2 separate regions of the Homo sapiens genome follow, and region 2 is linked to region 1. Evidence: chromatin loops called from intact Hi-C (ENCODE). Cell type or tissue: HepG2. All regions are shown on one strand. Each heading gives the region's core, and the rest is flanking DNA. Links, peaks and the distances in the headings are about the cores only. Region 1 has its middle 160 kb from the start of CDH19. Region 2 has its middle 110 kb from the start of CDH19.

What was found. Hi-C counts contacts between places; a loop is a spot of excess contacts. Peaks named below come from ENCODE experiments on the same cell type or tissue, not always from the same donor. Only the 100,000 strongest peaks of a DNase experiment are listed, where the experiment ranks them.
Region 2: it touches region 1 in a loop (2.7-fold over the local background); 1 of 110 quality-filtered maps calls a loop at or near these places.

Annotation. Positions count from the first base shown.
Region 1 is chr18:66,434,262-66,447,150 of GRCh38, reverse strand. No RefSeq gene overlaps it. Among named protein-coding and RNA genes, the nearest start is that of CDH19, 160 kb to the left of the region's middle. RefSeq lists an enhancer at 7,024-7,949. In HepG2, for the core only: no CTCF peak of the experiment used is centred there; a DNase peak (open chromatin) is centred at 6,520.
Region 2 is chr18:66,484,335-66,497,223 of GRCh38, reverse strand. No RefSeq gene overlaps it. Among named protein-coding and RNA genes, the nearest start is that of CDH19, 110 kb to the left of the region's middle. In HepG2, for the core only: a CTCF peak has its summit at 1,171 (motif pointing right); a DNase peak (open chromatin) is centred at 1,163.

The sequences.
Region 1 (12,889 bases), core at 2,565-10,564:
GCCTCCCATCAAAAGGCACAATCAATGTGTGTAAAAACGCAACCAATGAAATGGGAGAAAATATGTGTAAATCATATATTTGAAAAGGAGTTAATATTCAGAATATATTAAGAACTTCTACAATTCAACAACATAAAACACAACACAATTTAAAAATGAGAAAAGGTCTTGAATAAACATTTACTTTAAAGAAAATATACAAATAATAAATAAGCCCATGAAAAATCTGAATATCAATAATTATTAGAAAAATACACATCAGTGCTACAATGAGATACCACCTCAGACTCATGAGGATAGGTACTTTCAAAAAACCAGAAAATTACAAGTGTTAGTGAAGATCGGAAAAGTTGGAATTTTTGTATTCCGTGGGTGAAAATGTAAAATGGTATAGCTGCTATGAAAAATGGTATGGTCATTCCTCAAAAAATTAAACCTAGAATTACAACATAATCCAGCGATTCCACTTCTGGGTATATACACAAAATAATTGAAAATGGGATCCCAAAAGGCTATTTGTACAGTCGGCCGAGGGCGGTGGCTCACGTGTGTAATCCCAACACTTTGGGAGGCCGAGGTGGGCGGATCACGAGGTCAGGAGATCGAGACCATCCTGGCTAATGCGGTGAAACCTCGTCTTTACTAAAAATACAAAAAAAAAAAAAAAAAAAAAAAAAAAAAAAAATTAGCCGGGCGCGGTGGCAGGCGCCAGCTACTTGGGAGGCTGAGGCAGGAGAATGGCGTGAACCCGGGAGGCGGAGCTTGCAGTGAGCCGAGATCGCGCCACTGCATCCCAGCCTGGGAGACAGAGGGAGACCTTGTCCCAAAAAGGAAAGAAGAAAGGAAGGAGAGGAGAGGAGAGGAGGGGAGGGAGGCGAGGGGAGGGGAGGGGGAAGAGAGAAGAGAGAAGGAAGGAAGCAAGGAAGGAAGGAAGCAAGGAAGGAAGGAAGGGAGGGAGGGAGGAAGGGAGGGAGGGAGGGAGGAAAGAAGGAAGGAAGGAAAGAAAAAGAAAGAAAGAAAGAAAGAAAGAAAGAAAGAAAGAAAGAAAGAAAGAAAGAAAGAAAGAAAGGGAAAGAAAGAGAAGGGAAGGAAGGGAAGGAAAGAAGGAAAGTGTGACACATGTTACAACATGAGTGAATCTTGAAGACATTATGCTAAGTGAAATAAGCCAGCCACAAAAGAACTAATACTGTATGAATACACTCATATGAAGTACCTGGTGTAGCCAAATTCTTAGGACCACAAAGTAGAATGGTGGTTTCTAGGGGGTGGGTGAAGAGTGGAATTGTGACTATTGTATAATAGGCAGAGTTTCTGTTTTACAAGATAAAAAGCCTTCTGTGAATGAACAGTGGTGATGGTGCACAACTATGTAAATGTACTGGGTGCCACTGAGGTATACATTTTAAAATAATTAAGATAGTAAATTGTATTATGTATTTTACCTCAATTTTTAATTGAAGAGTATAAAGGGATTTATTATTAGACCTCACATATATTCAGTTCTTATTTTATTTATTTATTTATTGGGACAGGGTCTAGCTCTGTTGCCCAGGTTGGAGTGTAGTGGCGTGAACTTGTCTCACTGCAACCTCCGCCTCCTGGTTCATGTGATTCTCCTGCCTCAGCCTCCCAAGTAGCTGGGATTAGAGGTGCGCTGCCACTATGCCAGGCTAATTTTTGGGGGGGGATTTTTAGTAGAAATGGGGTTTTACCATATTGGTCAGCCTCCTGACCTCAAGTGATCCACCCACCTCAACCTCCCAAATTACTGGGAATTATAGGCGTGAGCCACTGTCCCCGGCCTTGTTCTTATTTAAACATTAGTTTTTAAAGATCTATATTGTGTCAATGATACATGTGTTTTTTGTAGGTTACCAAACAAATAGGACCATACTTTTGCATAGAGGCTTACCCAATCTAAATATAGCACATGCCTATAGTATATATACATATACACATACACACAGAGACATGTTGGCATCTACTAAAAATTGCTACAATAATTCAGGCATACCTTTAATTGTTACTTCAGATAGTAATTGGCTAGATATAAATTATTAAGACATGAATTCATATATTGTATCCATAGTTTTGTAGCTCAACTTGTGTATGCTTAGCTCCAGTTTGCAGCTTTCTATATCAAAACTTAATGAGAATTTGGAACCATCATTCAAGCAAATTTATAAGTGGTTATGACAGGAACAAGTATTATAACATCCAAGAATATTTTCAGTTGATAGCAATTTTAGCCTTATGACTGCAGTAGATGACACGGTGCACTGTCCAGATTCCTCCTTCAAGACTAAAGCATTTGTTCCTTTAGGTGCTAGAAGCATTGGCATCTCAGGGCTCTTAGCCAAGTCATTCTATAGAAATTTCTATCAGCCATGTCCAAGGTCATGCTCCTTCTTGGAATAACTTGCAATCAATATTAGTCAACATCGAAAATATAAAGGCTGATACACTTTGCTTCTTTATACAACAGTTTTAAAAGTGTATGCCACCTTTACAGGTCCTTGTGGGATTATTTGAAATGTTTGTTGCAACTTCCAGGTTTTCAATGATTTTTCTTCTCAGTCCTACTTCTTTCTTTCATTTCCCCACAGATCATCATCACAAAGGTACATCTCAATAAACTTACTGAAGACACCATCTCCAGGTCTTTTTCCTGAAGAACTCAACCAAGACAAAGGTCAATATTATGATCTTCTATATGTTTCTGTTACCAGCTGTCCTAACTTCCCAGTATATTATCATAAACATCCAGAAAATTATTTAAAATACTGTTATGAACACTGAACTTTGGTGGAATATTAAAGAAAACTTCTCAAAAGCTGGGGAAAATTACATAAACTGCAATTTGAAGTAATTTGTTGCCAAGTACAATCTCACACACACACAAAAATCAACTAAACAGGCAATAAGATTGTGAAGATAGCCACAGAGGGCTTTGGTTGCAATGCATTGTTCTCTTAATTCAGCCTCCAAAAAGAGGCAGTTGGTCAGAAACTTGGGCACCCCACGGTGTTAGAATTATTTTACAAAGGCATAGTGTTATATTTTTGTCATCTTGGTTACTTTTCAAGCAATTCACTTTTTTAGTTATTTAGAGAGCAAAGGCGGTTTTTGTTGCTGCATAAATACAGGGAAGCAAAAGGAAGGGAAGCATGATGATATACTGCATTATGAGTTATGTAGTTGAATTCTAGACAAATATTGATGGTAGAGATGGATGCTGGCTCACCAATGTTTCAATCAATCAATCAATCAATCAACAACACACAAATGGTAACTAAAATTAAGTTTTTATACCAAGTAAAATAATAATGCCATTATTTTATGTATGTTTATTTCCAAATATTTTGCAGATATATAATACACTGTTCTTATTTTCTCTAAAGGTCTGTGTAGACTTGCTCTCTGCAGCTGAGTCATAGATAGTTTATTGAAAAATCAAGAAAAATACTTTTCATAGTTGCTCCCTTATGTACATATTTTATTTTTATTTGAATTTTATTTATGTTGTTAACAGATGCTTGTCTTTAAATGTGGTGGTGATTTGATACAGAGTTGGTTCTTCTTATCTGCTGGCTCTGCAGTCGTAGATTCAACTAACTACAGTTTTTAAATATTTTTAAAATAAAAAAATTAATAATGCAGCAATAAAAAATAATTCAAAGAAAAATACAGTAAAACAACTTTTTACACAGGACTTACATTGTATTTGGTTGTATAAGTAATCTAGTGGGGATTTAAATTATACAGGAGGATGTGCATCAGTTTTATGTAAATACTACATCATTTTACATAAGGGATTTGAGCACTTGTGGATTTTGTAATTCCAAGGGTCCTGAAAGCAATCTCCCAGGGATACAGAGGGAAGGGTGTACCTGAAAAGGGCGTTATTCCCAGTTTCATTGGAGACTGGAAGCTCTGGCAATCATAGATGGAATATACTGCTGCATCTTAGCTCATTTTGATTGTCTTAATATTGTCTACAGTATTACAAGGAGAATGAATTTCAATTCAAGGGTAAAAGAAATAAAGATGGCTTGCCAATTAAGCTGTGATATTAAATGTATCCGTGGAGGCTGGATACAGGAGCAATTGCAATATGATTTTTGTTTGTCTGTTTGTTTGACTTTTACCTTACCTTTCATTCAACAAACCAATCATTGTTGAGTGTCACCTCATACAAGTGAGAACACCTTGGATTCAAACTCATGTTGAAATATTTTTCTATAAATATTTTCTATAATATAATTTTTAAGAAAATTCAGTTATTAACTCTGTGAGCTACTTAGGAACATCACATAAATTATGCAGCTGCAAACTAGATAAAGTCAGACAATTTATGTCTTTTTCTTTGAAAAATAATGTGTCTTTAGAAAGAGAAGTTCTAAAGTGGCCAATTGTGCAGTCCCTTCTTGTCTTTGGGGATTATATTCCAAGACCATCAGTGGATGCTTGAAGCTGCAGGTAGTATCCAATTACCTTCTATCAGAGCACATTTCTGTCCATGTCTTCCACCAACAAATTTAATGCCTTTTCCATCTTAACTAAACACCTATCACAGACTAACTTTTGCAGTTTCAGGTGCAACAAAAAAACTATCATAAATTTCTTTTCCTTATTCATAATTTCATAGATAGAAGATTTGTTCTTACATTAGACCTTTGCAACTTTAGCATATGATTTTTTTTCCTTTTATTATTAAGTGGAGAACTTTCACTTTTTCACATAAAAGTAGCTCTTTATGCTTTTCTTGGCATATCCAAATAGCCAGCATCACTACCCTTACACTTTGGGGCCATTATTAAGAAAAATGAGGGTTACTTGAACTCAAGCAGTGTGCACTGTGATATCAATCTGATCACCAATATGGCTGCTAAATGATTCATGGGCAACTAGCATGTACAGCCTGGATACAATGGACAAAGTGATGGTTCATATCCTGAGCAGGAGATTTCATCACATTACTCAAAACGACGTGCAATTTAAAACTTATGTATTGTTTATTTCCCAAATTTTCCATTTAATATTTTCAGATCAAGGTTGCCCAAAAGTAATTAAAACCAAGGCAAGGGAAATCAAAGATAAGGGGTGAACTACTTTGTGTCCAGGAGTAGAGACTTTGTATAAAATGCTTCCAAAGCACTCCAGTGCCTAATTACAACAAGTACCAATACCTGGGCCATCTTGGGCATTTCCCAGATAGTCATGGAGGTCTTGTAATAATGATTTAATTATTGATAATAGCAATAACATGTTTCTTATTATAAAGTTAAAAGTTTAAACCTGTACATTAAATATAATTTTATGTGTAAGATCACCTAAATAAATTTGTGAAGAATGCCATTTTTATTCCTCAAGTGTAATATTTTATAATTTTATTTTGACTAGGAATTTAGAATTACAAAATGGGCTATATATACATAATAAAATTAGACATGTGGCAATTTTCTATAAACAATTTCAAGATTGTAAATTCCTATATCTCCAGAACCATGATTTATCTTTAGCATCTCCACAGCATAAAATACTTTTTTAAAGGAAATCAGTAAAAAAAAAAAAAGAAATGATTTAACTATAAAATATAAATATTCAATAAAACACAACTTTATTGGTTTACCTGAAATTGACATATTAAGTTAGGCTGGATGCTGTGGCTCATGTCTGTAGTCCCTGAACTTTGGGAGGCCAAGGTGGGTGGATCACTTGAGCCCATGAGCTTGAGTATTCTGGGCAACATGGTGAAACCCTGTCTTTACAAAAAATACAAAAATTATCCAGGCATGGTGGTGCACACCTGTAGTCCCAACTACTCTGGAGGTTGAGATGGGAGGATCACCTGAGCCCAGAAGGTTGAGGCTGCTGTGAGCCATGGTCATGCCACTGCACTCCAGCTGGCAGAGGGAGACCCTGTTTCAAAAATAATAATAATAATAATATATATGTATATGTATATATATGTATATGTATATATATATATACATATAAAAACATATCCTTTGTTCTTTTGAATAGCAATGTTCTCTCTTTATTAAAATAATAATAGAGATATTTTCAAAATGTTTAAAATGGCATTTATCTTTGAAACATTGTCTAGAAAACTAAACTTTAAGTTGATACAGTCCTTAAGTTCCCTTTAGGAACAATGCTATTTAAATCCTTACTTTGGCTTTGATCTAAAATTTTATCATTTCCACATGAGCTATAAATATCATTACCCTATCACATATAGAATGCATGGATTCTGTCTATACAAAATATTCAGAGTTTATTCTATGACAACTTCAAGAGACTGAGGATTCCCTATCTTTCTGATTAACCTACTACATTTTGAACTGCAACTACTTATGTCACAGGATCCTTTGGGTGTTGCTTCACCAGCCGGAAACCTCTGTGGCCAGTCACCCTTTAGCCCAACTTTTGCTCAGATCCGCTGGGCCCATTCCACCCGCTCAGCCTGGCAGTTTGTGCTCAGCTTGCTCTACTAGCCTGGATCCCATGACTGCCAAGGTCAAGCCAGGTGCAGAGCAGAGAGGGGTGTGTGAACAAACAAGTGCAGAGTCCAGCCACTGTGCAGAGCCGGGTACGCTGACTAAGCAGGGTGGGCAACCCCAGGCACCAGCACAGGCACCAGCTCCCTGTGAGGCTGTGGCTTGACCAGGCATACCATCAGTGGATTCCACTGTAGGTACCACAGAACACGGTGGTGCCCAGAAGCTTGCAGGCACCGGGAACCACAGAGCCCCAAAGAGGGTGTCACAGTTCTGCCTCAGGGAGCTCCTAGGTTTGGCCTCCCCGAAGGGCCACAGCTCTTCTCTCCTTCTCTCTCCTTTCCTTGTCAATTGCTATGTGATGAGCAGCCCTGTTTGTGTTACAGCTCTCTCAGCCCTGACACTGGGTGGGTCTCAAGTTCTTTATTGTGCCCAGGAATAATGAGGTACATGGACAAGTGGAAGGTAAGCAAGATGAAGAGGTGCTTTACTGAGTGACAGAACAGCTCAGAGGAGACCTGCAATGAGTAATTCCTCTCTGCAGGCAGGTCAGCATGATGTCTGCCCCAGTCTTGCTGAGTCTGGGGATTTTATCAGCTTCAGTGGGGAGGAAGTGCATGCTGATAGGCCGAAAAAGCACCATAAGTTCTCACTCTGGTCTGCATAACTAGCTGCCCAGCCCCCAGGCTTTAGGCCTTCCCAGGCCTGAAAGTGAGGCTTCACCAGGGACTGGCCCCTTCCCACCCAAGAGCCCATCTGCCTCCTGCCTCCATCAACCTGCCGTCCACGACACCCATGCTATTCATGCCGAGGGGTGCCTGCGGACCTGCACCGAGCTGCCCTAAGCACCCTCTCAGCCTCCCTCCCATGCTTGTTGGGACCCAAAGTTTGGAGGGGACCAAGGTGGCAGGGGTATAGTGTGTCAGCAGTGCCCCAAGCACACACACACCCGGCCAGGTCCCAACAACAGCTAGGTTCAGCCTCAACTTTGCTCCGAAATCGATGCAGGTGCTGGGAATGGGGAGAGACCAGGGTGCAGGAGCAGGCATTTTTGAGCCTGCAAGGGCAGGGGGTCTTCCTGGTCCCTGAGAGCACAGTCCAAAGGTACAGCTGGGCTGGGAGGCTGTAGCTGAGCCTGGGAGGTTGGTCTCACCCTTCCAACTTGGAAGAGGGTGGGGCTTCCACCTGTTCCTGGCCCCCACTGGCTCCCCCTGGCTCCATGAAGCACAGCCACATCTCCCCTGCTGCTGCCAGCATCTTTGCAGCAGCCACTCCAGATGGGCCACTGCTGTCATCACTTATAGAGTGTGTTTATTTAAATTGAGCTAAGAACTTTTAACCAAGTAATCAAGATTTTCTTTGGAGGGCCAGAAAGAGCAACATGTGTCTCTTTGAATATTGGAAACAGCTGGAACAGCTATCATATTCTCATGAGTCTCTTTTATCCCATAAACTAATGAGCTACAAGTCCTCATATGACATGGTAGTGAATTACCACTTCATCTGGACCAATCTTTATTAAGCTGCTTTTAATTTGCAGATACTGTTGTTTGCACATATTTTTATTTAAGTTTAGTGTCATAAATAAGTGCTAAATCACTGGTGGCATCATCAAAGCACTGTTAATTTATATAGTTTTCTTCTTTTTAGGTGGTAAAAATCTTCCTGACAATTTCACCTAGCCACATTTCTTCATGCCATAACCAAAGTGTTGACATGTTCATAGACTATTTCAGTCACACTCACACTACTGCATGCTGAGCTTACAAGGCAAAATCTGTACCCTCCAGGAATTGTCCTTTGGCGAGAAAAACAGAATGAATACACAAGTGAATAACATCTGCATTCATTCTTTTTATCATGAATTGTATCAACTAATTAATGGAATAATAATGTTTGTTGGAATGGTATATTTCTCTTACTAAGAACTCCTAATAATATCTGCAGTACCAAATAAGGACATTTATCATAGTACAAATTAAGAAAATGAATACAGGCACAAGATACTGTTAGCTTTCTAGCAGAAATTTTTCCTCCAGCCCTTCATCATGGGCACATGGTCAAACTGCTTTCTTTGGTCTGTCTTGCACTCAGATGTAATCATTTGACCAGCCAATGGAAGGTAAGTAGAAGTGTCTCATTTCTGAAAGAGGTCTCTTTAATCATATTTTATTCATGTATCCCTTTCTTTTTGGGATGCTGCTCCCCTGGAGATGACAACTGGCCCTCTCTCACGTCAGTGGTGAGTAAGCTGTGGGAGCACATGGTCCTGAGTCTCTCAATCAAAAAATAGAGAAGAGTGCCACACAGACCTAAGATAACTGCCCTACCTGCAGCATTAGGTGAGAGAGAAATAAACTCCTCACAAGCTACAAGCTTTTCCTTGAGTATTTCATGCCATAGCATCTTAGCTTAGTGCACATTTACTAATACAACAGCAAAACAATGAATTATATGACAAATATGTTAAACAGCAGTTTCATAGACTGGATCCTAGGACCCGTGGTTGAAGCGAGCATTAAATGAGAGGTCAAGTACAGTTTCTCTAGCACAGGCCTATATTTCTTTATGCAAATTCAATCATAAACATACACTTTTATTTTGTAAATGTGCCAAGAAATATTCTGTACCAATACTATGGGCACTAAAATGCGAGTGAGTTTCATTTAGCCTAGTGTGAACAATGAAAGCCAGGAGTGTATTTGGCAATTAAGGTGAAAATATATAGTATTTCAATTGTATTATAAATAAAGTAAAAATAGCAATCCCAACAGTCTTCAGTGGGAAAAAAAATCTAATATATGGGTATCATTACGATTCATACTAGGAAATACAAGTACAATAAAAACTTATTAAGGAAGTTTCATCCATTATTTGCCAGCCATTATTTGTCAATATGTTTTGTCATAGTCCTAAGATTTTTCTGTTCATGCTGTTTGAGGGACTGGCTCCATGATACCACCTTAAAGTGATTGTACTGTAATTGTTCTCTTTATCACTCATGAGATTCAATTTCATGTTTCATCTGCTTCCTCGATTTCCTGTTGCTACATAGTGAAATGTGTTCTGATCTTCTAAAAAATGGATGGATGTCAACTTTAGCAAATGCATAGATTTTCAGGATAGAATTCATCTAGTAAGGGGAAAAAGCTAAAGATTCTAGTCATGGCTTTGTAACTGTAGTATCTCTATATCACTGTAATAAAACTTTGTCAGATAGTTAAATGAATGAGTTTATTTTATATTCTAGGCTGTGCTGTTTCCTATGTTATGTACTAAAACAAACTATTTGGTAATGTATTAGCTGGTAAGTGATCTATCAGGTGATTTCTTCTAAACTTTTAAGACTAATTATTAATAGAGTAATTCATTATATTATCTAATCTCTCTCTCCCTCTCTCTCTTTAATTTCAGGTACTTTTGTAAGTATTTAGTACTTAATACTCAAGTATCCCTGTCATAAATGTAGCAGAAAGTTTTAGTAACTTAGTCAAATTCACAGTTATTAAAAGACAGAATTACACTTTCAAACCAAGCAATTTGACTCCTGAGCCCATTGTTTAAATATTGTTCTGTGTGGTCTCCCAAAGTCATAGTGATTTAGTGCAGCCCCATCATTTTACTTCAAGGCAAATTAAGGCTCATGTAAGATACATCATAACTTTTCTAAGAATGCACGACAATTAAATAATGACAGTTTCTCATCTTAAAGTATTTTGGTAAGTCTCCAACTTCCATAACATAAATTGAAAAGTATCGCCTTATTTAAACAAAACATTTTAAAAATAGTAATTTTAACAAATAATGTAAGCAAAATACTTATTATCATTTACATAGTGAAATGGACTGTAGGACCTGGGATTGCCATAAAAGCATATGTATAATACCAATATTTTCACTGAAAGTATATCTTACCATAAAATATGCAATCAAGTGCTATAATAGGTTAAAAGGATTTACGAAATGGAATCTAGGTACTACTATTTCACACAATGAATCCATAGGAAAGGATTCATTTAAAAGATTTAAACTCATGCATGCTTGTTTACTACTGAATGTCTATTTAGAAAGGACACCTCAAGATTTAAACAGAGTCAGGAAGAAAATATATTACCACCACAAAAACTATATTAAATTATTTGACATCTACATGGCATGTCTTATTTCTTTCATCTCTTTTCAATGTCTCTTATCCTGCCTGGGAAGGGCAGGACACATCAGATCCACTGCCTAAATAGATTCTAGCCAGAGGTAACTAGAAATGAACTCCCTTGAAAGTATTTCAGCCTCTTCAGGTGATTCTAATGTAACCTGACAACTTTTTGGAACATTCTATTTTTATTCCACAGGTGAAGGAGCCGAAAAAGTTACAATATTCCCCACTTTTCCAAAATGCATGCCTCTGACTATGTACTTACCTGATGATCCCTCTCCGCAAATTAACTGCTTACAACCATGGGTTCAGGAGAAGGACTCTATATGGGACATATGGCTGGTGTTATGATCAGGGTAGCAGATTTAATTGGCCTACAGATTTAATAATGCTTGGAGGACATTTTAGCCTCAACTGGTTGCAGCTCTATTTAGAGTATAGAATTGTAAAACAATTATGTTCTTCACCAATTGTGTCATTCACCATTAATCTAGGCTGCTAAGCATTCATTCTCAACATCCTATTATATACAATTGTATAAATTATGACAAAAAATCTTGTTTTGAAGTATTATCTGAGATCATTATTAACGCCATTATAATTTTGAAGGTTGAAAATATTTCTCCTTTTAATGTTGAAACTAATTATGTTCTTTCCATTCATTATCAGGCCATTTGCCTTTATGTCCTTGTTATTCTCACCTTGCAAAAGGAGGATGGACCCTGTGATGGTTAATACTGAGTGTCAACTTGATTGGATTGAAGGACGCAAACTATTAACCCGGGGTGTTTCTGTGAGGGTGTTGCCAAGGAGATCAACATTTGTGTCAGTGGGCTGGGGAAGGCAGACCCACCCTTAATCTGGATGGGCACCATCTAATCAGCTGCCAGTGAATATAAAGCAGGTAGAAAAATGTGAAAAGGAGAGGCTGCCCTAGCCTCCTGTTCTATGTCTTTTTTCTGTACTGGATGCTTCCTGCCCTTCAACATTGGACTCCAAGTTCTTCAGTTTTGAGACTCGGACTGGCTCTCTATGCTCCTCAAGCTTGCAGACAGCCTATTGCGGGACCTAGTGATCATGTAAACTAATACTTAATAAACTCCCTGTCATATATATTATACTTAATAAACTCCCCTTCATATATATTGTACATATTATATATAATATATCATATATAATCATATAATATATATTATATATAAAATATATCATATATCATATAATATATAGTATATAACATATCATGTATATCATATTTATACATATATATATAATATACATATATATATATATCTCCCATTACTTCTGCTCCTCTAGAGAACCCTAACACAGACTCTTACTCACAATTTGGTTAGGATGTCAATACTGATTATGCCACCTGACAACAAGCCTATATATGAAACAGTTTATTGCATGCATAGTTGAGGTCTTTGTAAGCAGCATGGCAGGCCTCCAAAATGGATCAGAAGTGACCTGAGAGAGTAGAAAGGAACACTGGCTAGAGTTCTTACTATGATCGGGTTAGGTGCTGGCTCAGGGTTCCCACACACAGGTAGGGACTTTTGGTTTGAATTTCCTGCCTGCATGAAAAAAGGGAGAACACGGAGCTTCTTATCAGTTAGTCCCAATGCGGTGCAGAGTGGAAAAGGAGAAAGTGAGTCTTAAAACTTTACAGCAGTCAACCATCAGAAAGCAGAGTTGGATCCCTCATTCTTATTCTCTAGCATTTAAAGAATATGCCAGAATTACAAGTACTCTTGATTATATCCCTACCCCTGCCCACAGGGTATGGTAAGTCAACCCTCAGAGTTGCACGTTACAGCAAGAAGGGGCATTCCTGATAATTATATACAAATTAGGCCTCCAATGCGTCTCCAAATGCTTGGATAGCTGGGTTTCTCTCCGTTAGGACTTCACCTACAGGAAGACTTTGAGGAGGCTCACCAGAGCCTGTTACACTGTCCCTGTTACAACCACCTCTCTCTTTACATGTCACTTGCTTATTCTAGCTATCTAAAAATGAAGTTTAGGCAGGGGTTGGAAGTAGGGGGTTGGCAGGGAAATGACTCATAAAGTTAAAATGGACTCTACCCACACGTTCTCCCTGTGACATTATCATGATTGGGTGCAGCATGTCTCCAAGAACATACAAATTAGAATACCTCTGTCATTGTAGACGTCTAGGCTTCTGGGGTCCTTCATCATAAAATGGATACTTATGCCCATGTTG
Region 2 (12,889 bases), core at 1-8,000, 53 kb before region 1:
GTTCTCAGAATCATTGAAAAAAATATTTTTTTCAGTATATCTTCTAAAGCAGTCCTTTTGAAGCCTAAATAAAACAGAGTTCCCCCAGAAGTAAGCTGGTCTTATTACTTCAGAAAACCTGTAATACACTATATATGCTATTATATAAGGAATATGTATATATATATATATATGAATAAACCATATTTATATTTTTATTTATAAAACTTAAATCCAGGAAAACAAGTTCTAGATTCCAGGCTTTTGTCCATTACAGAATAATGACTGTCCATTTGCACCACCTCATTCAGTTAGTAACATAGGGGCTTTTGTTACTTATGGTTGCCAAAGTTTTTTTCTATTACTTTAGATGTTAATACTGTATAAATATTATATATTCACATAGATGGATTAAGGAGGGGAATAGCGTTCTTTTTTCAAAAATAAATCCATCTGTCCATTTATGTCACTACTAAGTCTGAGTTTCTATTATTAGGTTACATGTCACATATTGTATTTATTATTATTATTATCATTATATTATTCATTATGGTGCCAATCAACCATAGAAATAACACACTCAGAATATCCAAAGGTACAGAAAAAAATTGTGTGTATATATATATATATATATATACAGAAAACATATATATACACAGATCATATATATATATATAAATCATATATATATACACAGAAAACATATATATATATATAACCCATTTTATTTTGGACCTTCAAACATACATTTTCAAATATGGCATTGATTTTAAGGTGGCTAACTTATGACAATACCAGTCAACTTAATTGGTGTTTTTCACTTGAGTCCATATTTTAAAATGTCTTGTGTTTCAATTTAGGGCCCAAGCAAATCTCTGAAATAATAAACATGTAAAGGGCAAAAACAAGAAAAAACACATCAGGAGTTGCATAACTAGACACATCTTCAAAGGACAAATATGGCTAAGTGGCTGCTTTCTAGTCTATGGTAGAAAGCAAGCAATGTAAAATCCTTTCTTGGTAATATTTTTGGAGAAAACATTACAGCATGGTGACAGTTATTAGCATTGTATCATTACTGTGATACTAAGTAATTAAAATGTCTTGTCCCTACTGCTGAAATGCAGCTTGACCATGGTCTGGCAAAGGCAGAGTAGACAAGTCATCCGCATGATCTCCCCCAGCAGGGGGTGCCTTCTACCTATTTTTGCTTAGGTGGCTGCATATGGGCCTTTATGTAGTTTGTGCCGAGACAAGCATTTAGTATTACCAGCTCAGATGAAGAGAATGTGATTTAATAGGTATACAGAAGTAGTATCGTTCCACACAGAATTTTATATCATATTAATTTAAATGCTAAATTTCTTATGGCTTTTATTTTTTATGTTATTTGTTTGCAATATTAGTCAAAAATAATTGATAGTTTTATTAAAATGTATAATGATAACTAGCACTGAGAGTCATTAGACTTTTATGAATGAATCATGTTAGCCTATTTAGTGAATATTCCAGATTGCAGAAGAGTGTCTGCCATTGTGAATCGTGTGCTACCTATTATGTGCTCTCTTGTCCTGATAAAACTGGTTGCACAAAGCCTGTGGAACCTTGGGGTTTGAACTCAAAGAGCATTATGGAGGCAGAGCTATTCATTCCATGCTGGCTCTTGTTTTGCCACGTGCTGCAATATTCCAAAAGCCAAATGCTGCTTTCTATGGCATGTACACTCATCCCTGAGGCAGATTGCAGTCCCAAATTTCCCTTCCTTAATCATTTCTACTTATTTTTATACTCTACGTAGCATTAAGTAAATCAGAGTATTCCCTTATGATTTCTAATTGCTTTTCTGCAAGGTGAAATGCTTAAATGTATTAAATATGTTGAACATGGCAACAGTCCCACTGAGAGACATAAGAATTTCAACATCATCATCACCTTTATAAAGCAATTCCATATGCTTCTCTTCTTCCAGGCAGTTCCTTAATTCAAGTAGAAATGTTCTGATATGTGGCTTTTACAATTAGCCTTTGCCTTAAGACATTGCCCCAGATTTGAGAAGATCAGAATAATAATGAATTTTTAGATAGCATACCTATAGTGTTTTGCATTAATAATAAAAGAATCAAGAGATATTGGCTTGGAATACTCAAAAAATAGGTAGATATTCTCTGGAGTACTATAGTGTATGGCTTTCTTAATATTTTCAAAAGTTAAGTCTCATATAGTTAAATGAGTATTAAACCACTTTGTAAGACAATATGTCTCCAAATTGTCCCTCAACTACTAAAAGTAATATGATAAAAATGCAAATTTTAGAAAATCTTTTGTTACTCAAGCTTCAAAATTCCTTTTTAATATCATGAAATAGCTATAAAATGTGGTATCGACCTGATTCCTATATGGTTTCATATTTTAGGATGATTTGGTTCTAATATAGGCAGTTGTGAGATAAACACACAAATACATGAATGCACAAGCACACAGACATTTTAAAAGATTCCTATATGGTTTCATATTTTAGGATGGTTCTTATGTGGTTTCATATTTTAGGATGACTTGGTTCTAATACAGGAAGTTGTGAGATAAACACAAATACATAATCACACAAACACACAGATAGACATTTTAACAGTATTTCCCATTTCCTCATCACAACTCTATGAGGTAAATAAAGAAAATTTCTGTACGTGCATATGTGTATACCGAATGGGAAGAAATCACACCATAAGATGGAGACTTCCCTCTGACAGATTCTCGTCCCAGCCTCTTTCTAATTTAAATAAGGCCAGCACTCATATTCAAGTTTCATTTATTCATCCGATTAGTGCATATTTATTAAGTATCCTTTATATGCCAAGCACTTCAGTAGATGCTGGGAAAACAAACAAAAAAACACAACACTTTTCATTACCAAAAAACTATATTCAAAAGATGGGAGTGCATCAAAATATTTTTCACAATTGGAATGCTTTTAGAGGTAAATACAAAGTGGGTTAGGAAAATCGAGGAGCGATCCTCCCAGTGGCTACTCAATCCCAGTGGGGGGGACCAGCGGAGCTGTGTGGTGGGAAAAAGCTTAATGAGGAGCTTAGGAGTTGGTCATTGACATGATCTTTGCAGACATGATACTGTGCCTCATGCATATTTACCTACTCCATGGTGGAATTTCTATGGATGTTAGAACCTTGTTCAGCTTGCAGGTAAATGAGAATTACCTCAAAGGTAGGTCAAACCTTCAGGTAGTGAATCTCATTTATTGGGCTATAAGTTGATGGCCAAGCAAATGCAAAAACTAATGGCAGGAAGCTTGGTTACATGATAGGGAGAGAGGACACTGTGCTATACCATTCTACGGGTGCCATTCACTTTGCAGGGAAGGTTGTATAGTATTTGACGTGAAACAACTCCAACCACAAATGTTTACCTCCCAGGAAAATTTTACTATGCTTAATTTTTAAAAACAATTTTAGATTTACAGAAAAATTGTTGATAGTACATAATTCCCATACCCACATACGATATACTCAGTTTCCCTAATGTTAATATTTTACAATAGTATAGTACATTTATTACAATTAATGAACCACTATTGATACTTTAGTATTAAAGTCCATACTTTATTCAGACTTCCTTAGATCTTAACTGTTTTTTTTATTTCTTTTTTTTTGGTTCAATTCATCTGTATCTAATGTCTTTTCGGTTCCAGGATACCTTGTTATTTTCAGTGTTTAAGTCTCATTGGGATCCACTTGGCTGTGACGGCTTCTCACGGTTTTATTTATTTATTTTATGACTTTGACAGTTTTGAATAGTACTAATAAAGCATTTTGTAGAAATATTGGGATTTCACTAATGGTTTTCTAAAGATTATGATAGGCTAATAGGTGTTTGAGAGGAAGAACACAGAGGTAAATTGCCATTTTCATCATATCACTTCAAAACTACATACTATCAACATGGTTTATCACTGCTAATATTGACCTTGTTTACCTGGCTAAGACAGAGGTTGTTATATTTCTCCACTCTCAAATTACTCTTTTTTCCCCTTTTTCATATATTAGTCTTTGAAAATAAGTAACTATGTGCAGCCCCCACTTAAGATGTGGGGGATTGTGCTTCCTCTCATTGAGATCAGAGTACCCACATATTTTTTCAGATTTCTTTTGCAAGGAATATTGATCTGTTTTCCTCATTCGATCATTTATTTATATCAGTATGAACTCATGAATATTTACTTTATATTTTGGGGTTATAATCTAGTAGTAGTTTTTTCTGTTGCTCAAATTGTTTCAGCTTTGGCCATTGAAAGTCCTGTGTCTCAATGGCATACCCTCATGATTGTGTATAAGATGTGTGTGTGTCAACATTAAGTGTACAGAATTAATATTGGTGTTTCTAATTATAGTTCACTAGGTCATGGATGATTCTAGCCTTCTACACTTGTTATCTTTAAGCTTCACTCCAACAGTGAGAAACCTGATTTCTAATATCTGCCATCCATCATATCAGGATTGTTAACCAGTACTCCTGTTGGACAAAACTTTATCACCTAGATAACAGGGCTTACAATTTTCTTTCACCTTTATTTTTACAAAATCCATTCATTTACAAAATTACTTAGGTCAGCAACTCTCCCCCTGAGTGATATTTTTCATTCATTTGTAACAAGTTACATTGTTTTGTCATATTTTTATTAACCTATATTAAATTTCATATTGTGGTATAAAATTCAACGATATTTGGCAAGTGCCTAGTGTCAGGTGTCCTCAACTACAGTATCATATTTAGTAGTTTTATTTTCCTGAAACATTCCCTGTGCTTTATCTATTCAACCTTCCTTCCCCTCCACCAAAAACTAGAAAGCCATTGATCATTTTACTTTTCTCTATACTTTTGTCTTTTCTAGAATGCCATATAATTTGAATCAGACAATATGTAGCTTTTGTAGTTGAGAAGGTTTGCCTGTGTCCCCACCCAAATTATGTGTCAAGGGCAGGGCCAGGTGGAGCTAATTGAATGGTGGGGGTGGTTTTCCCCATAGTGTTCTCATGATAGTGAATAAGTGTCATGAGACCTGATAGATTTGTAAATGGGAGTTCTCCTGCACAAGTTCTCTTGCCTGCTGCCATGTAAGACATGACTTTGCTCATCCATTGCCTTCTGCCATGATTGTGAGGCCTCACCAGCCATGTGAAACTGTGAGCCCACTGAACCTCTTTTTCTTTATACATTACCCGGTCTTGGGCAGCTTGAGAACAGATTAATATGGTAGTCTAGCTTCTTTAACTTAGCAATGTACATTTAAGTTGCCTCCATCTTTTCATGGCTTGAATGCTCATGTCTTTTATAGCTGAATACGAATTCACTACATGAATGTGCCACATTTTGTGGATCCATTCACCTATTGAAGGACATTTTGGTTTCTTCCCTTTTTGGTAATTATAAATAAAGCTGATATAAATATTTCTGTGTGAATTTTTGTGTGAACATACATTTTCAAATTAGTCAGATAAATACCTAGGAACATAATTGCTTGATCATACAGTAAAACTATATTTAGCTTACTAAGAAGATGCCAAATAGTCTTCCGAAGTGGATATACCATTTTGTTTCTTTTTTAACTTTTTTTTTAACCAGTCAAGGAAAACAGTGGGGGTGGAGAAGAAACTAAAAGGAGGTAGCATTTTGAATTCATATCAACAATGAATAAGAGTTACCCTCACTCTACATCTTCATAAGCAGTTGGTATTGAGAATTTTTGGATTTTAGCCATTCTAATAGGTGTGTAGTTGTATCTCATTATTATTTCAGTTTGTGTTTCGCAATAATGAATTACGACATTCTTGTCATATGCTTATTTGCCATCTGTATAGCTTCTTAGGTGAGATGTCTATTGAGAATGTTTCCTCATAATTTAATTGGGTTGTTTTTCATATTATGGAGTTTTAAGAGTTATTTGTATATTGGATAGAAAAACTTTATCAGATATAATTGTCAAATATTTTTTCCTGGCTTGTGGTTTTCTTTTAATTCTCTTAGCAGTGCTATTTACAGGGTGGAATATTTTATTCTAGTAAAAGATAACATTTATTTATTTATTTATTTATTTATTTATTTATTTTTACTTCATAGCTCATGCTTTTGGTGTCACATCTAGAAATCATTAAAAAAACAAAATATATAGATTTTTATATAATATTTTTTTCTCAAAATTTTATAGTTTTAGGCTTTATATTTGGGTGTATCATCCATTTTGTGGTAATTTTTGTGACTGGTGTAATGTCTGTCTGGGTTTATATTATTATTTTCTTGCTAGCATACACCAAATTGTTTCAACATCATTTGCTGAAAAGAATATTATTTCTTCATTTAATTCACTTTGATACTTACTCAAATATTAGTTGACGATATTTGTTTGGGTCTGCTTCTGGGCTGGCAATTCTGTTCCATTTTTCCATGACAGTACCATGATTTCTTGATAACTGTAGCTTTAAAACAAGACTGAAACTTGATAGTGGGAATCCTTCATAGCTTACTTTTCTTCAGTATGTGTGGGCTATTCTAAATATTTTGCTTTCCATAGAAAATTTAGAGTAGTTTGTCTATATCTACCAAGTAGTTTTCTTGGGTTTGTATTGAAATTGCATTGAATCTAAAGATCAAGTTGGAGAGAATTGACAAGGTTGTCTTCCATTCCATGAACAAAATTATCTGTCAAATTATTTACTTATTTAGATCTCCTTGGATTTATTTTATCAGAATTTTGTAGATTTCCATGGATTTTTGATTTTCTAAAGATTCTTATTATGGGTTTCAATTTTTTGGTTGCTAGTATAAATGTAAATGCATTTCAAGTTTGATTTCTGATTGTTTAGTATTGATATATAAGCAACCAATTGACTTTGGTATGTTAACCTTGTATCCTGAAGCCTTGCTATACTTTCTTATTTGTTTCAGGTTTTTGCTTGTTTGTTTTCAACTGTCTATGATTTTCTAAATACGCAATGATGTCATCAGCAAACAAAAAACAAATACATTATTTCTTCTTTCCCAATCTGTACACCTTTCATTTTACTTTCTTGTATAATCACAGCAGCTATGAATTCCAATATTATGTCGAATGGGAATGGTGAGAGGAAATACCTTTGCTTTTCCCCAGTTAGTGTAAAAAAGTCCAGTTTCTCAGCATTACCTGTGTTGTTAGCCATAAAGCTTTTATGATATTCTCCATCAAGCTGACAAATTTTTCCTCTGTTTTGCTAAGAGTTTTTATCATGAATAGGAGTTGGATTTTGTAAAGTACTTCTTCAGCAACAATTGCTATAATGGTTTTCCTGTTTTAACTTGTTCATGTTGTAGAAGACATTTATTGATTTTCTAAGGTTGAACTAGCCTACCATAGTTGGAAAAACTCCTGACTAGTAATGGAATATAATACCATTATACAGTCATCCCTGGACATCGATGGGGGATTGGTTTCAGGACTTCCCCATACCCAAATCCGTGCACACCCAAGTCCCACATCTGACTCTTTGTATATGTAAGTTTCTCATCCATTGAATATATATTTGTGATTTGCATTTGGTTGCAGATGTGGAATCCTCTGATATGAAAGGCCGACTATATTTATTGCAAAAACTGTGCATGTAAGTGGAATCATACAGTTCAAACTCGTGTTGTTTGGGTGTCAACTGCACCTTGTTTTGCTAATACAGTTGTCTCTCATTATCCATGAGGGATATATAAGTTCCTTATATAAAATGTTGCAGTATTTGCAAATAAGTAGAAATTCATTGATGAGAATAAGCATCAATAAGTAGCCCTGGGAAATTTTAAAAGCATTAATACCTGGTTATAAAATTTCATAAATCAATCATTGACATATGAATATAAACGAACAAAAAACTTAAAACCTCCTTATGTGGTAAATAAGGCATATGTAGGAAAATGATTCTACTTGGTTCACTTATGTTTCTGCATACTTTGTAACAGAAACATTGATTCTTTTCTGTTCTGAATTATCTTTTCAAAGATGTGTTATAGCACATTCTTGGAAGAGATTGTGTTTCAGTCAAGAGCAAAGGTTGAGTTTGTAGTCTTAGAAGGCACGATAGCATCTCCCATTGGCAGAAAAAATAGTCATGCTTACTGTCTAATATAAAAGATTCAAATTTCCTAAACTAAAACTAAGCTCTTAAATTCAGATTTCCTTTTCTGAAATGCAATCCCATGAATGTGTAGGTGTCATTTAGAGCATTATGTCACTGAGAAATTATGGTGGGGAACAGGCACAAATTCTGACACTGTTGTTACTACTCTTAAAATGGGTAAGGAAGGCTGTTGTTTCTGACCTTGGAATCTTGTGTCTTCTGCTAGTGTTTATAAGATTGTGACAGATTAATTTGTTGGCTGGCAAGAGAGTAGAATCACAGCATAATAAGGCAATGAAGAACCTTATAAAATCAATTAGTTTGTAAAATGTTAAACTATGTGATATATTTTAACTTGTGTAAAAATATTTAATACTATATTGATATGGTTTGGCTGTGTCCCCACATAAATCTCATCTTGAATTGTAGCTCCCAATTGTTGTGGGAGGGACCCAGTGGGAGGTAATTGACTCATGGGGGTAGGTCTTTCTTGTGCTGTTCTCGTAATAGTGAATAAGTCACATGAGATCTGATGGTTTTATAAAGGGGAGTTTTCCTGCACAAGCTCTATTCTGTTTTCTGCCACCATGTGAGACGTGTCTTTCACCTTCTGCCATGATTGTGTGGCCTCCTCAGCCACGTAGAATTGTGAGTCCAATAAACCTCTTTCTTTTGTAAATTGCCCAGCCTTGGGTATGTCTTTGTCAATAGTGTGAAACGGACTAACATATACACACATATATATGTACATACATGGGCTAGTACAACCTAGATTCGATTGAATTAACTAAGAAAACAACACAATTCTTAACTTTTTATTATTTTTTCATTAAAAATTGTTTTTTCTTTTCTTATTTTCTTAGAATTAATGAGTGGCTCAGAGAAGACTCCCAAATTTTTTTTATCATAATATACACTCTAAAATTTAAATCAGCACGGCCATCTTCCTAAGTGATATGTTTTCTCTAATACATTTAAATCTGATTTAAAAATCACCATTATAAGTATGGTTATATATACATTTATTTAAAATAATTACACTATTAATAATGAAGAGACAACACCACAAAACATGCATAATTCTTAGGATAATGTACACACTTTGGGCCTGACTTTTATAGGCTTCCATTACTGTTGTGTTGTAATTGGAAATTGTTTGTGGCCCTTGTGAATTCCAGGGCAGCAGTCAGCAAATCTTTTTTTAAAAAGAGTCAGATATTACATATTTAAGGCATGCTGTGTATGCGGTCTCTATGGAAACTATAAAACCCTGCTTTGTAGTATAACAGAACCAAAGATGATTCGTCAATTAATAGGCATGGTTATGGTCCAATAAATCCTTATTCATAAACTCAGATAGCTGGCCCACCAGCCATAGTTCTCTAACCCCTACGATATTGTTTGGAAATACAATACACCTACATATATAGTTTGGTGCTCTAGTCTTTTAAGTAATGATTTATTTTCAATGTCCTGAGAGTTAAACAATATGATACAGAATTTGCCTTGATTATGCTCTGGAGGGTGGGTTCTGGTACTGACTCTATCAGTTACAGGCAGGTAATTTAAATCCCCTACTTCAGATTTTTCATGTGCAAAATCAATTACAGGAAGATCTATCTGAAAGAAGAGGTTAGAAAGGAGAAAAACCAATTAGGTTTTCACAACCTGCTTATTCATATTTTAATATCTTTCTAGGAATTCATTAAAAACATCTGCTTAATAAACCTGGGATGATTTTGAAGATCAAATTAGAAAATGTACCTGAAAGTATACTATAAATGATGATACTTAATATGTAAACTTTTATTATTATAACTAGTAAGTGTATTATGTTCCTTATATCTAGCTAAGTGCTATCTGACCCTCTGATTAGGTATAGTCCCATAGCTCAATGGACAATCAATCAACAGATCAGTTGATCAACAATGCCATTTTTATCCTTGATTTTCTGGTATTTTCACTTCTTAAAGAAGATGCTTCTTTACTACTGGTTTTTCAGTCAGCTCTGCTTTAACTTAGCTTGGTTAAGAGAAGACTACATGACTTTGAAATAACCTAGATTTTTAGCATATAACTCCACATTTCACCCATAATTTCTCCCAGTGCAGCCATTTCTTTGAATGGACACTTTCAGTGGAGTGATTATCATATACAGTACTTCTCATAAGATACAGATCTTCTTTAAGTAGTGGCCATCCCTGTCATTTCTTTAAAGCAAAAGCCTGTAGATCATTTTTCTTATATAATTTAACAGTGAAGTGGGTTTAATGCTTTACTAAAGAATTATGGGAATTTTTCTAAAACATGAATTTGTCAGGATATAACTCTAGTGTCTTTATGGGCAATTTTATTTTGAAACATAGTCCAGTGTGAAATCAGTCTACTTGACTTTAAAATTAAACTAAGAAAGCATATTCTGAAATAATTTTAAAGCACTGTCTCTATCCACATGCCCTTTTTCTGAAACTAGTAAATGCATCAAGAGGTACATTTAGAAATGGGATTAAATGCAAGTCACTTCATTTTCAGAGTCCCATAGTGACACGTTGCAGGACACATGAAGATACAGTGGTTATTTGTCTTTTTTATCACTAGTTGGCTTAGATTTTTTATTCATCTCTGTTACTCCTTTCTGAATTGATCCTAATTGATCATGCCAAAAAGTTATCTCTTTAATAATCACAGAACATAATACAGAGCTGTGTGCTTAATAAGTGATCAATGAAATCATAAATTAGGCTCTTAGGATAGGTATAAATTATCCTTACTAAATTCACTTATCCAAAAAGAGGAATGGTTAAAACTGTGCTAAGAGAGACCATTGCTCTTTTTGGGTCATAGACACCTTCTATTTCAAGATAATAAGAATTAAATGAACTGCAGCAGCCTGAATGTTATCATGCATTTATGGTGCATGAATTTACACCAACATTATTTTTAGAGAGCCTATGTCAAACTTGGGAAAATGTGCCAAGCAGGTGAAAGTTTCTCTATGGCTTCTTATAAATTAACTAAAGATTTGGATTTTACAAGTGTAAAAAAAAAAAAACTTAGTAAACTGGCCCCCAAAAAATCACAAGATGAAGAGAATCTTTAAGAGTATACAATCTATTCTTTCAATTTCTCAGATTTATTACATTTGATAATATGATGACATCTTCTACAATTTAATTGAAGTCATGGAAAATTTGAAAACATAAAATTTCATATTAGTCTTATATCAAAGATCATTAGCATCACACCTTATCAACTGGAGAATTCAATTTAGGGACTTCCATAAACATGTAATACACTTTGTACAAACACTATCATAGAACCCATATTTCTCAGAGGTATCTACGAAAATATCCTGAGAAATACTGTGAAGGATTTTATTGTTCTTAAAATCCAGATGCGTTATTTCCTTACTCTATTTCCTAATCTAATATTTGCTAAACATAAATTACAGGGTACAGTAATGTATACATTTAAGTTTGCTTTTTATCACTCTTGGTAAGTCAAATGAGATAAAATTTAATTTAGGAAATTAAATGCATAAAATTATTAGAAGATTCCATTTTTAAAAGTCTAGGAGAAAGTTTACTACATAGTTTCCATTTGGTTATCAGGGATTAGAAAGTTACCAGATTTGCAGGAAAATCTCTACGATCACAGATGTCTATAGCACTTGACAGGAAATTTACGGAAAAAAATAATAAAGCCTCAAAGGCGTAGAATATTGCTTCCTTCGATGTCCATGGTCTGCTTACCGTTACTGGAATAATCAGTTTTGTTTTTTAATTTTTCACCTTCCAGAACTCACAGAACTTCCTCTTCTGGTAGAGTTAAAATTAAAATAATGAGAATGGAGGGGAAGTTCGGCCCATTTCTGCCATCAAGCTGTCAGCAAGAAAAATAGAAACTACTCTTTCCTGAAGATAGGTATTTACTATAGGAAATGATACACCAAAAAATCCTTTTGAATGCTGAAGAGGTCATGGTCAAAAAAAATATTGCTAGCTCTCAAATTCATTCTTTGATTTTTAAAAAATCATTAATTTGCAAAAATACAAGAAAACTTCTGACACTAATCTCAACTGCCTATGTCACCAAACAGGGAAATTTTCATGGAAATACTAAAGAGCTGCACAAATTAATATCTGCCAAAAACCATGCACATGCCTGAGGCTATTGAGGAAAATTAATGGGTTTTCTTCTCTTCTGCCTTCCAAATTGGCTTTATTTCTCTGCCTTTCAAACTTTTCACCAGCAAAACTTAACAAGAAACTTGCTGGAAATGCTTCCTGTCCCTAAGATGTCAGGAAGTGCTAAGAGATGATGGGCAAGATTGTTGGTTAAAATATATCATTTTCTCTGTTTGTTGTCACCCACATTCAATCCATTATCAAGTTCTGTTGAGTATACCTCTTAAACAGATATCAAATTTATTCAGTTGTCTCTATGTCTACCATTATTATCCAATTACAAGCCAACATTCTTACAAGGACTATTGCAATGACTCTTAACTGGTCTCTAAATACTTCTAATACTAGATTTGTCTCCTTCACATTTGTTCAGCTGCCAGAGTCATTCTTCTAAAGTGCTTATTGCAATATGTCATGCCACTACCTAAATTACTTTATGTCTTACTCTGCATTTAAATAATATCAAACTCCTCAGCATAGCGCCAGCAATAAAAAAAATTAACATTCATTAAGTAGTTACTATGTGCAAGAAATATACCATGCACTGTCTATTTGGTATCTCATTGAAGCATTAGA